2 separate regions of the Homo sapiens genome follow, and region 2 is linked to region 1. A link is a loop called in an ENCODE intact Hi-C map of the cell type or tissue named here. Cell type or tissue: ascending aorta. All regions are shown on one strand. Links, peaks and the distances in the headings refer to the core of each region. The heading gives the core; the rest is flanking DNA.

Region 1 (5,912 bases), core at 1,079-5,078:
GGGCTGTGAAGGGCATTTACCCACCTTCTCGGGGTAGGGGCCAATTTCTGTCCCCAGCCACGCTCCAGACCCCGCGGGCCAGCCTGGCGCCTTCCTGGGCATCTCAGCCCATTCCCCCTTCCCCCCTTCACCCCACCCCCACTCAGTGGTGTTGGGGGGCAGTGGTGTGGGGGGGGCAGTGGTATAGAAGGGGCAGTGGCGTGGGGGGGCAGGCAGGAGGGTGAGGAGACGGGTTGAAGTGGGGAAGGGGGAATGAGGGATAGGAGGAAGGGGCAAAGGGGGGAACCCACCCCCACCCTCTCCACCTGGAGCTTGCCTGATTCGCTTCGGCCCCACTGGGGGCACTGAAGCCGGTACTCAGGACACTGGATGTCCTCACCTTGTCATCATCCGAGGGCTCCTGGATGGTACAGTTCTCACCCAAGGCGTCTCCCAGGATCCTCACTAGGGAGCCGACTCCAGGCAGCTGGCCGCAGGGCCCGTCCAGAGAAGCACAGAGGTTGTGCACCAGGGCTGAGATGCCCAGGAAGGCGCCAGGGCTGGCCCTCGGGGTCTGGAGCAGTGGCTGGGGACAGAAATCGGCCCCCACCCGAGGTGGTGGGTAAATGCACTTCACAGGCCTCACCCTGGCCACACACCGACTCACCTGGGCAACTTCATAATACAGAGCTGAGTCCCCCAGAGTCTGAACAAATTGCTCTTTTCAGGGAACATTTTAAAAGCACCCCAGAGGCCAGACACGGTGGCTCATGCCTGTAATCCCAGCACTTTGGGAGGCCAAGGCAGGTGGATCACCTGAGGTCAGGAGTTCGAGACCAGCCTGGCCAACATGGCAAAACCCCGTCTCTACTAAAAACACAAAAATTAGCCGAGCATGGTGGTGTGTGCCTGTAATCCCAACTACTCGGGAGGCTAAGGCACAAGAATCCCTTGAACCCGGGAAGCAGAGGCTGCAGTGAGCTGAGATTGTACCACTGCACTGCACCCTGGGTGGCAGAGCGAAACTCTGTCTCCAAAAAAAAAAAAAAAAAAGAAAACAAAACAAAAAAGGCACTCCATGTGGCCCACGACTCAGACGCCCAGCTACCCTCACTCCAGGGCTTCAGTGAAAGGAAGGCAAACAGGAGGGGGTTCAGGACACAGCTGCTCCCTGCCCCAGGCACCTCAGAGAAATCAGACCAACAAATCTTTTTTTTTTTTTTTAAGATGGAGTCTTGCTCTCTCATTCATCCTGGAGTGCAGTGGCCCTATCTAGGCCCACTGCAACCTCCACCTCCTGGGTTCATGTGATTCCCCTGCCTCAGCCTCCCACGTAGCTGAGATTACAGACACGTGCCACCACCCTTGGCTCATTTTTCTATTTTTAGTAAAGCCGGGTTTCACCATGTTGGCCAGGCTGGTGGTGAACCCCTGACCTCAAGTGATCTGCCCGCCTCGGTCTCCCAAAGTGCTGGGATTACAGGCATGAGCCACCGTGCCTAGTCTAGACCAACAAATCTTAGTAAACAAACTGTGTTCACTACAAGCCAGACTGCTGATAACATGTCACACACGTTGCCTTTCTTATCATTCCCATTTTGCAGAGCAGGAAGCTGAGACACAGGAAGCTGAGACACAGAAAGGGTAAGGGACGTGCCTCAGGTAGCCCACAGCTATAGATAGAACTGAGACTTAACCCAGGAGAGGCTGGCTCCCAGGCCAGGCATGATACCAACACTCACGGCTTCTCAAAATGCAAATTCTGGGCTCACTCTAAAATCCAGCCCTGGGGCCCTGGCTGTGAACAGGGGCCTCTGTGCTAGACCCACGTCACTCCAGAACAGGGACTGCTTGGCAGCTGTGGAGAAATAAAATCTCTGCCTAGCTCTGTCCTTTTTTTTTTTTTCTCGAGATGGAGTCTTGCTCTTGTCACCCAGGCTGGAGTCCAGTGGCACAATCTCAGCTCACTGCAACCTCTGCCTCCTGAGATCAAGTGATTCTCCTGCCTCATCTTCCTGAGTAGCTGGGATTACAGATGTCTGCCACCACGCCTGGCTAATTTTTGTATTTTTAGTAGAGATGGGGTTTCACCATATTGGCCAGGCTGGTCTCGAACTCCTGACCTCAGGTGATCTGCCCACCTCAGCCTCCCAAAGTGCTGGGATTACAGGAGTGAGCCACCACGCCCGAGCTGCCCAGCTCTGTTCTTTCTCTGGATTCGTGACTCTTCACCAGATCTGTGTTACTACGCTAGGGTGTGAGCACACTGTGTGAAGGTGTGAACATAAGCATCTGTGTGTGTGCATATTGGTGTGTGCTGTAGAATCCTAGTGCTTGTGGGTGTGTACGTTCCCACTTGGGTGTGCAGGTGTCTCAGCGCACTCGAGTACCCTAGTATGCGTGTATTTCCTGGTGGATGCCTGTGCACACGTGTCCCCATGTGGGCATCTCGTGTGTCCCATTGGATGTGTGCATGTGCCCATGCGTCCAGGTGCGTGTGTGTGTACTGTGTGTCCCTTGTGTGCCCACGCACAGCCCAGTGTGTCTTGGTGTGCCTATGCATGTGTCCAGGTGTGGGTGGCTGTCTCCACACGTCCCACTGGGTGAGTGTCCTACTGTGTGTATGTGCATGTCCTGCCATGTCTTCACATGTGCATACACTGGGGTGTATATCTGCATCTCCAGGTACGTGAGTCTTGGCGTGTATGCCTCAATGTGTGTGTGTGTGTGTGTGTGTGTGTGTGTGTGTGTGTGTGTGTCTTGACAGGTCTATGGTGTGGGTGTGTGTCCGTGCATTTCCCCATGTGGGTGTCCTGGGAAAGCCTGCCTCAGTGTGAGCCTGCAACAGTGTGTGTAGGTCTGTGTGTGTACACGTGATCCAGCATGTGTGTGCATATCCCTGTGTGTTTGTGTGTCCCTGTGCCTTGGTGTGAGCCTGTGTCAGTGTACGTGCAGGTCTGTGCATGTACACATGATCCAGTGTGCGTGTGCACGTCCCAGTGCAATGGGTGCCTGCTTCAGTGTGTGTGGGTTGTGTCCCATGTGTGTACACGTGCGCTCAGGATGCATGCGTGTGGGTCTTGGCGTGTGCATCTCACTGCATATTTTCTTTGTGAAAGGACAGGGGTGTGTGGAGCCTGGAAAAAGCACATTCAATGTTTCCCTATATTTGAGCAAAGAAAACAAAGCTGTCTGTTTTCTTAATACAGAGCAGGGCAAGCGGGCTTGGCTGGGAGGGCAGGGGTTATAAAAAGACTAAGAAGCTCTCCGGCACATGGGAGGGGCCGCCTGCTGGAGGTTCCCGCCTCTGACTGCTTTGCCCAAGAAAGGCGGCGGGGGCACAGACAGGGCAGGCTCGGGCCTGTCCCAGACCAAAGCTGGAGCCAGAAGCCTGGTCACAGCCTGCAGGGCTGTGGGGCAGGCTGGTGCCACTTGGCTGGCAGAGAGCCCAGATCTGTGAGCCACTTCCGGTGGCCCTGCCAGGACAACTGGGCCAGCATGAGGCCTGGGTGCTGAGCAGTCCACACAGTAATGACCCAGTTGGTTCTGTGTATGGCTGCCCGGGGGATGAACCCAGAAGGGCCAGCCTTCCCTGTTTTCACAAAAACCAGAAACCACATCGCAAAGAGAAGAACAAACAATTTTGAAAGGGAAATAAATTTAAAAAAAAAATGGGAGGAGAAGAAAACAATCTTAATGCAAAAATCTCTAACGAAGGCTTACTTACACTTCAGTTAGAAGTCTGTTTAAAATACTCACTTTTTCATTTTTAAAGATGGAAAAATAAAATTACCCTCAAACCTGTGACCCTTATTAAGCTGATTTCACTTTTCCAACATGATTCTAAAGCTCAGTCATCATGCTCAAACCAACCCTCCCTGAAAAGCTAAGAAAACAGAACTGGGAGAAGACAAGCCAGGAAGCACTGGGACCTGGGGGAGATCAAACACCAGCTACAAAGCATCAAGAAGCCACACTTCACCAACATGAAGAACTTTTGTTCATTGAAAGACACCATTAAGAAGGCCGGGCGCAGTGACTCATGCCTGTAATCCCAGCACTTTGGGAGGCCGAAGCAGGCAAATCACATGAGCTCAGGAGTTCGAGATAAGCCTGGCCAACATGGTGAAATCCCATTTCTACTAAAAATACAAAAAAATTAGCCGGGCCTGGTGGTGTGCATCATAATCCCAGCTACTCAGGAGGCTGAGGCACGAGAATCACTTGAACCCGGGAGGTGGAGGTTGCAGTGAGCCGAGATTGCGCCACTGCACTCCAGCCTGGGCAACAGAGCGAGACTCCGTCTCAAAAAATAATAATGATTAAATAATTAAATAAATAAATAAAATTAATCCGAAATTAAAAGTTCATTAAAATACTCTCTCCCTGCTTGCCCCTCACTCCCCACTTCCCACCCCCCTCCTCTCCCCAGGCTTCACGAACCCGGTGCATTCCCAGAACCTGCCAGGGCTCATGCAGGGCCTTGCTGACTCGATGACAGAACAAGAAAATACAGCCCAGAGAGGCATGAGCTCTGGCCTGCACATGGAACATCACATGTGAGGCAGGTAGAGGAAGCTTCTGGGCTCCACAAGCCGATCGATGCCACCTGCTTGGCTCAGTGCTGTGTCCCAGACTAATGGCAACAGCCACTTCCCTCCGCACACACCATACAATTCACCTGGTCTGCAAGGTCATTCTACAAAATAGTCCCATTGTCCAGACGGGGAAAATTGAGGCCTGGGAAAGTAAAGTACCTTGCCCAAGGTCCTGCTGGTGAGGAATGGGGCTGGGATCTGAAATGAGGAAGTCCAGATGGGTTTGTGCTCTTAGTTACTGCACATGAATCGAACATATGTACAAATAAACGAGTGAAAGGAGGAAGGGGGGGAGGGGGGAAGGGAGGAAGAGGGGAGGGGGAAGGGAGAAAGGGGGCAAAGAGAGGAAGGGGGGAAGGGAGGCAGAGGGGAGGGGGGAAGGGAGGCAGAGGGGAGGGGGGAGGGAGGCAGAGGGGAGGGGGGAAGGGAGGCAGAGGGGAGGGGGGAAGGGAGGCAGAGGGGAGGGGGGAAGGGAGGCAGAGGGGAGGGGGGAAGGGAGGCAGAGGGGAGGGGGGAAGGGAGGCAGAGGGGAGGGGGGAAGGGAGGGAGAGGGGAGAGGGGGAAGGGAGGCAGAGGGGAATGGGGGAAGGGGAAGGAGACAGACATTTCCAGGGAGATGGGCTAAGCCCAGGGCAGGTCTTGGGTGGTTCTGGCATTCCTGGTGGCCAGCGTGCCACCTGCTAGGCTGTGAACTGTGGGTGATGCCTCTTGGGACCCAATCTGGGCCTGGCTCTGAGTCAGTGCCTGATTCTTGTCTGCTGAGCAGAGCCAACAACACAGTCTACCTGGAACAGCCCCACCTCAAACCCTGCGGTCAGGGGCCAGAAGGCAAGGGCTCCCTATATTCCACCTGGAGGGACAGCCAGGGCTGGACCAGCTCCAGGGGCTCTCAGATCCTGGTAGGGTCCATTCTACCAATGCAGGGGTCTCTGATGCCCCCAGGGACCCCAGCTGCCTGGCACCAGCTGTGTCTTCACTCCCGCTCCCTACCGATGCCATCTGACTTGGCACTCACTATTAGCCGGGACAAGATGGGGAGTGACAGGTGACACCCCCTTGCCCAGGAAAGTGAGGACACACCCCAAGGTCTCAGGTCAGAATTGAGGTGAAGGGCAGAGCAGCTGCAATCCCTTGGGCAAGCTGCCCTACCTCTTTGGGCCTCGGTTTTCTCACCTGCAAAATGGGGTTGATGAGAGCACCTACTTCATAGAGACACCTCAAGGGTTAAATGAGACCTCCACATATCGTAGAAATTATTGACCTCATCTCACACAGATTTCCTAATCTCCAGACTCATTAAATATGTGTGTTTATAAATATAATAGCTCTGATTTC
Region 2 (4,000 bases), core at 1-4,000, 530 kb before region 1:
TGCTGTGCATGTAGCAGGGTGAAGTTGGGCGTGGTTTTCTGTGTCTGCGCTTACTATTCGTCGGCTCAGGCTATCCTAACAAAATACCATAGACTGAGTGGGTTAAACAATAGAGATTTGTTTTCTCACTGTTCTGGAGCATTGAAGTCCAAGATTGGCCAGGCATGGTATCTCATCCCTGTAACCCCAGCACTTAGGAGGCCAAGGTGGGCAGATCACTTGAGCTCAGGAGTTTGAGAACAGCCTGGACAACAAGGTGAAACCCCGTCTCTACAAAAAACCACAAAAATTAGCTGGGTGTGGTGGTGTGCACATGTAGTCCCAGCTACTCAGGAGGCTGAGGCAGGAAGATTGTTTGTCAAGGAAGTCGAGGTTGCAGTGAGCCGTGATTGTGCCACTGCACTCCAGCCTGGGTGACAGAGCAAGACCTTGTCTCCAACAACAACAAAAAAAAAAGTTCAAGATCAAGTTGCCAGCAGGGTTGGTTTCTAGTGAGGGCTCTCTTCCTGGCTTGCAGACGGCCACCCTCTTGCTGTGCATGGCCTTTCATCTGTGTGTGAGTGGAGAGAAATTGAGAGAGTGCTAGCTGGTGTCTCTTCCTCCTTCTATGGGGACGCCAGTCCTATTGGATGAGAACCCCCACCCTTATGACCTCATTAACCTTAATTACCTCGCCAAAGGCCCTGTCTTCAAATACAGCCACAATGGGGGTTAGAGCTTCAATGTAGGAACCTGAGGGAGACATAGTTCAGTCCCTAAGCCTGTGTTTGTTTCTGTGTGGTGGGTACTATCAGAGGGTTCCCCTCTGCTGATGATGCTGGGGGTGTTTGCAGTTCTTCTTTATGACTTGCTATTAAAGAGTTGGGGTCGCTGAATCATCAGCCAATGGAATAAGCACTGGAAGAAGTAAGACAAGGAAGATCTCTGCCAGAGGGCAGGCAAGGGTGTGTGCATTGGTACCAACCCTCCTGCTTCAGTCCCTCCACCCAGCTAGTGAGTGTGTGACTCCGAACTTCTTACCTGCCCTCACTAAGCCTCAGTTTCGTCATCCGTAATAACCACCCCTGAGAGGCAGGTGCCATCAGTGCTTTCATTTTAACACCCAGGCGCCAGCTCTAGCAAAGCCAGAATAGAGAAGGGGTTTCATCCCAGGCGATTAGCTCAGTGGTCTTCAGTGAGGGGACATTTGGCATCATCTAAAAACATTCTTGGGGGTGCTGCTGACATCTAGTGGGTAGAGGGTAGGGGTGCTGCTAAGGACAGGCCCCCCACAACAGGGAATTACCCAGCCCAAATTGTCCCCAGTGCCGAGGCTGAGAAACCCTGGTTTGGTTCCTAATCCTCCACGCTAGACTGCTAGCTTTGTTATTCCAAGGTGACTTCACCAAGCCCGGGCCCTGCCCGCCAGAAGTGGGGGACAAGTGGCCAAATGTCTATATCAGAGGCAGGCTCTAAGTCCCCAGGACAGGTCTGAAAAAAGTCTGCAGTGGGCAGAAAGAGGTAGAGATGGTGGCATTCCTCTGGCCAAGAGGGAGAGGTGAAAGGGCTGCTGAGTGATGGCTCTCGCAGCCGCCGCTAGGTGGTGCTGCTGCCTCAGAGACGCCTTATGCTTCCCGGTGACCGCAAGTTGACAAATGTGGGCCGACTCCTGTCTCCCTAAATGGTTTCCCTTGTTACCAGCGCCTGTTTCACTGGATGTGAAATGACTGCGGTTTCTAAAAGCTCTGAGGGGAAGATCCAGCTCAGTGGCACAGGCCCTTGACTCAGACTGAACCAGGTCCCAGGCCCAGTTCTGCCCCACACTGGCTCCCTGCACGTGCCTGGACAGTGAAGGCTCCGAGCTGCTGTTTGTGCATCTGTCAAGAGGAGAGCACAGTGGCTGCAGCATAGAGTGGCTGGGCGTGAGCGTGAGAGCAGGTGTTCAGAGCGAGGCACAGGGTCTGGCAGATAGGACATGGCCATGGTGTCGGTTTTATCCTTTAAGGCAACATCACCCTCAGTGTCCCTGCCCTGGGAAGCCTCTCAAAGTCCAGCTAGGCACGGGGTGACTGGATTGAGATGGGGGTGGGGCGATCAAAACTTACGGCTTTTAGAGTGTTTCTCTGAATTATGTGGCTTTTAAAAATTGTATATATTTAATGTGTACAACTTGATTTAATATATACATATACACAAAAAAATGTGTACATTGTGAAATAATCACGGCAATCAAGTGAATTAACATATCCATCACCTCACTTTTGTGCGTGTGTGTGGGTGGGGGTTGTGTGTGCACCTTGGGTGATGAAAATATGCAGTAGATCTGTTAGCAGATTTCAAGTCTGTAACACAGTAGGATGACCTGTAGTCACTGTGCTGTACATGAGAGCTCCGGAACTTACTCATCGTGCGTCGTACCCTTTGATCAGCGTCTCCCCATTTCCCTCCTCCCCAGTCCCTGGTAACCACCCTTTGACTCTCTGCTTCTATGAATTTGACTGTCTTAGATTCTCCCTGTAATTGAGATCATGCAGTATGCGTGGCTTTTCTTGTCCTGGCACCGAAAAGGGTGCCCTGCTGTGGGAAACCCAGGCAGATGCCCCTGGCTTTATAGCCCCTTCACCACAGTGCTTTTATAAGCCCTGCAAAAAGGGTAGAAATCATTGCACGTTTACAGAACTTGGATTTGTAAGGGGTGAGGAGGATAGAAGACCTTTGCTTTTATTTTTGTTTTCTAATCACAGAAGAAAAAATGTCCTCATTGTTAAATAACGAAAAGCCAAATGTTAGAAAAATGTAAAGTCAAGTTTCTGCAGAATTCAACCCTAACGATCCATTGTGCACCAGCCATTCTGCTGTTTGCTTTTCTTTTTCCCACCTTCCCAGTGTATCCTAGATCTCATTGTCCCGTTCTGTAACCCTGCCTGGTTTGGTTTAGGAGTGGCAGCTTGTTGTGCTATAATCTATTTAACCTGACCACGGGCATTTAGGTGGTTTCCAGCTTTTCACTATTACAAGCTACCATTTCACAAATGCACCTGTTGCCTGTTGGGGTTAGTGACCTAAGTGACAGAGTCCCGAGAGACTGAGATTACGTACAGGCTCCCGGGTTTATTAGAAAAGGATACCACAGAAAGTCAGCCACACAGTGAGGGGGTAGTAGAAAAATCCCAGCCTGATAATAGAGGCACCTCCAACTGTCCTATGGTGGCCCCCCACCACCCACAGAGTCATCTCTTGGAGGCCCTGGAAAAGTCCCTGCTGGGGAGTGGAGGGAGCCTGTCGCTGTTCCAGCTCCAGGGTACAGCTGAGAGACTCACAGTTGCACATCTGAAGCTCCCAGTATGGTGTCTGTGCTGCTGGTGGTCTGGAAGCCACTAGCCAGTCACAGCAGGGCTCAGTAAGACACCCCAACAGCTCCTTATCCTGCCAGCCCATTACCCCTCCCTACTTCTCCCCCAGCAAGAGCCAGAATGACACAGAAAGAAAAAGAAGTGCTCTGGGTATCAGAATCACCTGGGTGACACGATACCCATGTTAGACTCCAGGTGGATAAATAAACTGTGGACTATTCAGAGAATGTACTACTATATAGCAAAAAAGAAAAGAAAAAGGAAAAGGAAAGAAGGAATGAACTACTACCATTGCATACACAGCAACCTGGAAAGCCCTCAGATGTGGTAATAAGCGAAAGAGGCCAGACATAGGAAGTGTGCGTACTGTCTGCTTCCATTAGATAAGGTTCATGGACAGGCAAAACGAGTCTGATGTGCTAGAAGCAGAATAAGGGTTGCATTGGGGTAGCGGGTACTGACTGGGCAGGGGCATGAGGAAGTCTTCTGGAGAGCTGGGAATGTCAGATTTGGGATCTGGATGGTGCTTACACCGTGTGTATATGTAAAAATTCATCATGCTGGGCACTTAGGGTTATGTATCTATGTGTTTTATACGTAGATATACCCGAGGCTGGGTACTTTATAAGGGAAAGAGGTTTCATTGACTTACAGCTCAGCACTGCTGG

What was found. Peaks named below come from ENCODE experiments on the same cell type or tissue, not always from the same donor. Only the 100,000 strongest peaks of a DNase experiment are listed, where the experiment ranks them.
Region 2: it touches region 1 in a loop (4-fold over the local background); 2 of 110 quality-filtered maps call a loop at or near these places.

What each region holds. Positions count from the first base shown.
Region 1 is chr16:11,494,196-11,500,107 of GRCh38, forward strand. It overlaps LOC400499 (putative uncharacterized protein LOC400499), which reads right to left. Exons shown (of 67, transcript NM_001370704.1): 11 at 380-565. Among named protein-coding and RNA genes, the nearest start is that of LITAF, 90 kb to the right of the region's middle. RefSeq lists enhancers at 1-972, 3,151-3,200, 3,178-3,472, 3,964-4,512. In ascending aorta, for the core only: no CTCF peak of the experiment used is centred there; DNase peaks (open chromatin) are centred at 1,366, 1,697, 3,326, 4,016 and 1 weaker place; H3K27ac peaks cover 4,000 bases.
Region 2 is chr16:10,962,621-10,966,620 of GRCh38, forward strand. All of the region lies in intron 3 of CLEC16A (C-type lectin domain containing 16A), which reads left to right. Among named protein-coding and RNA genes, the nearest start is that of CLEC16A, 20 kb to the left of the region's middle. RefSeq lists an enhancer at 2,897-2,976. In ascending aorta, for the core only: a CTCF peak has its summit at 1,575 (motif pointing right); a DNase peak (open chromatin) is centred at 1,591; H3K4me3 peaks cover 330 bases; H3K27ac peaks cover 1,753 bases.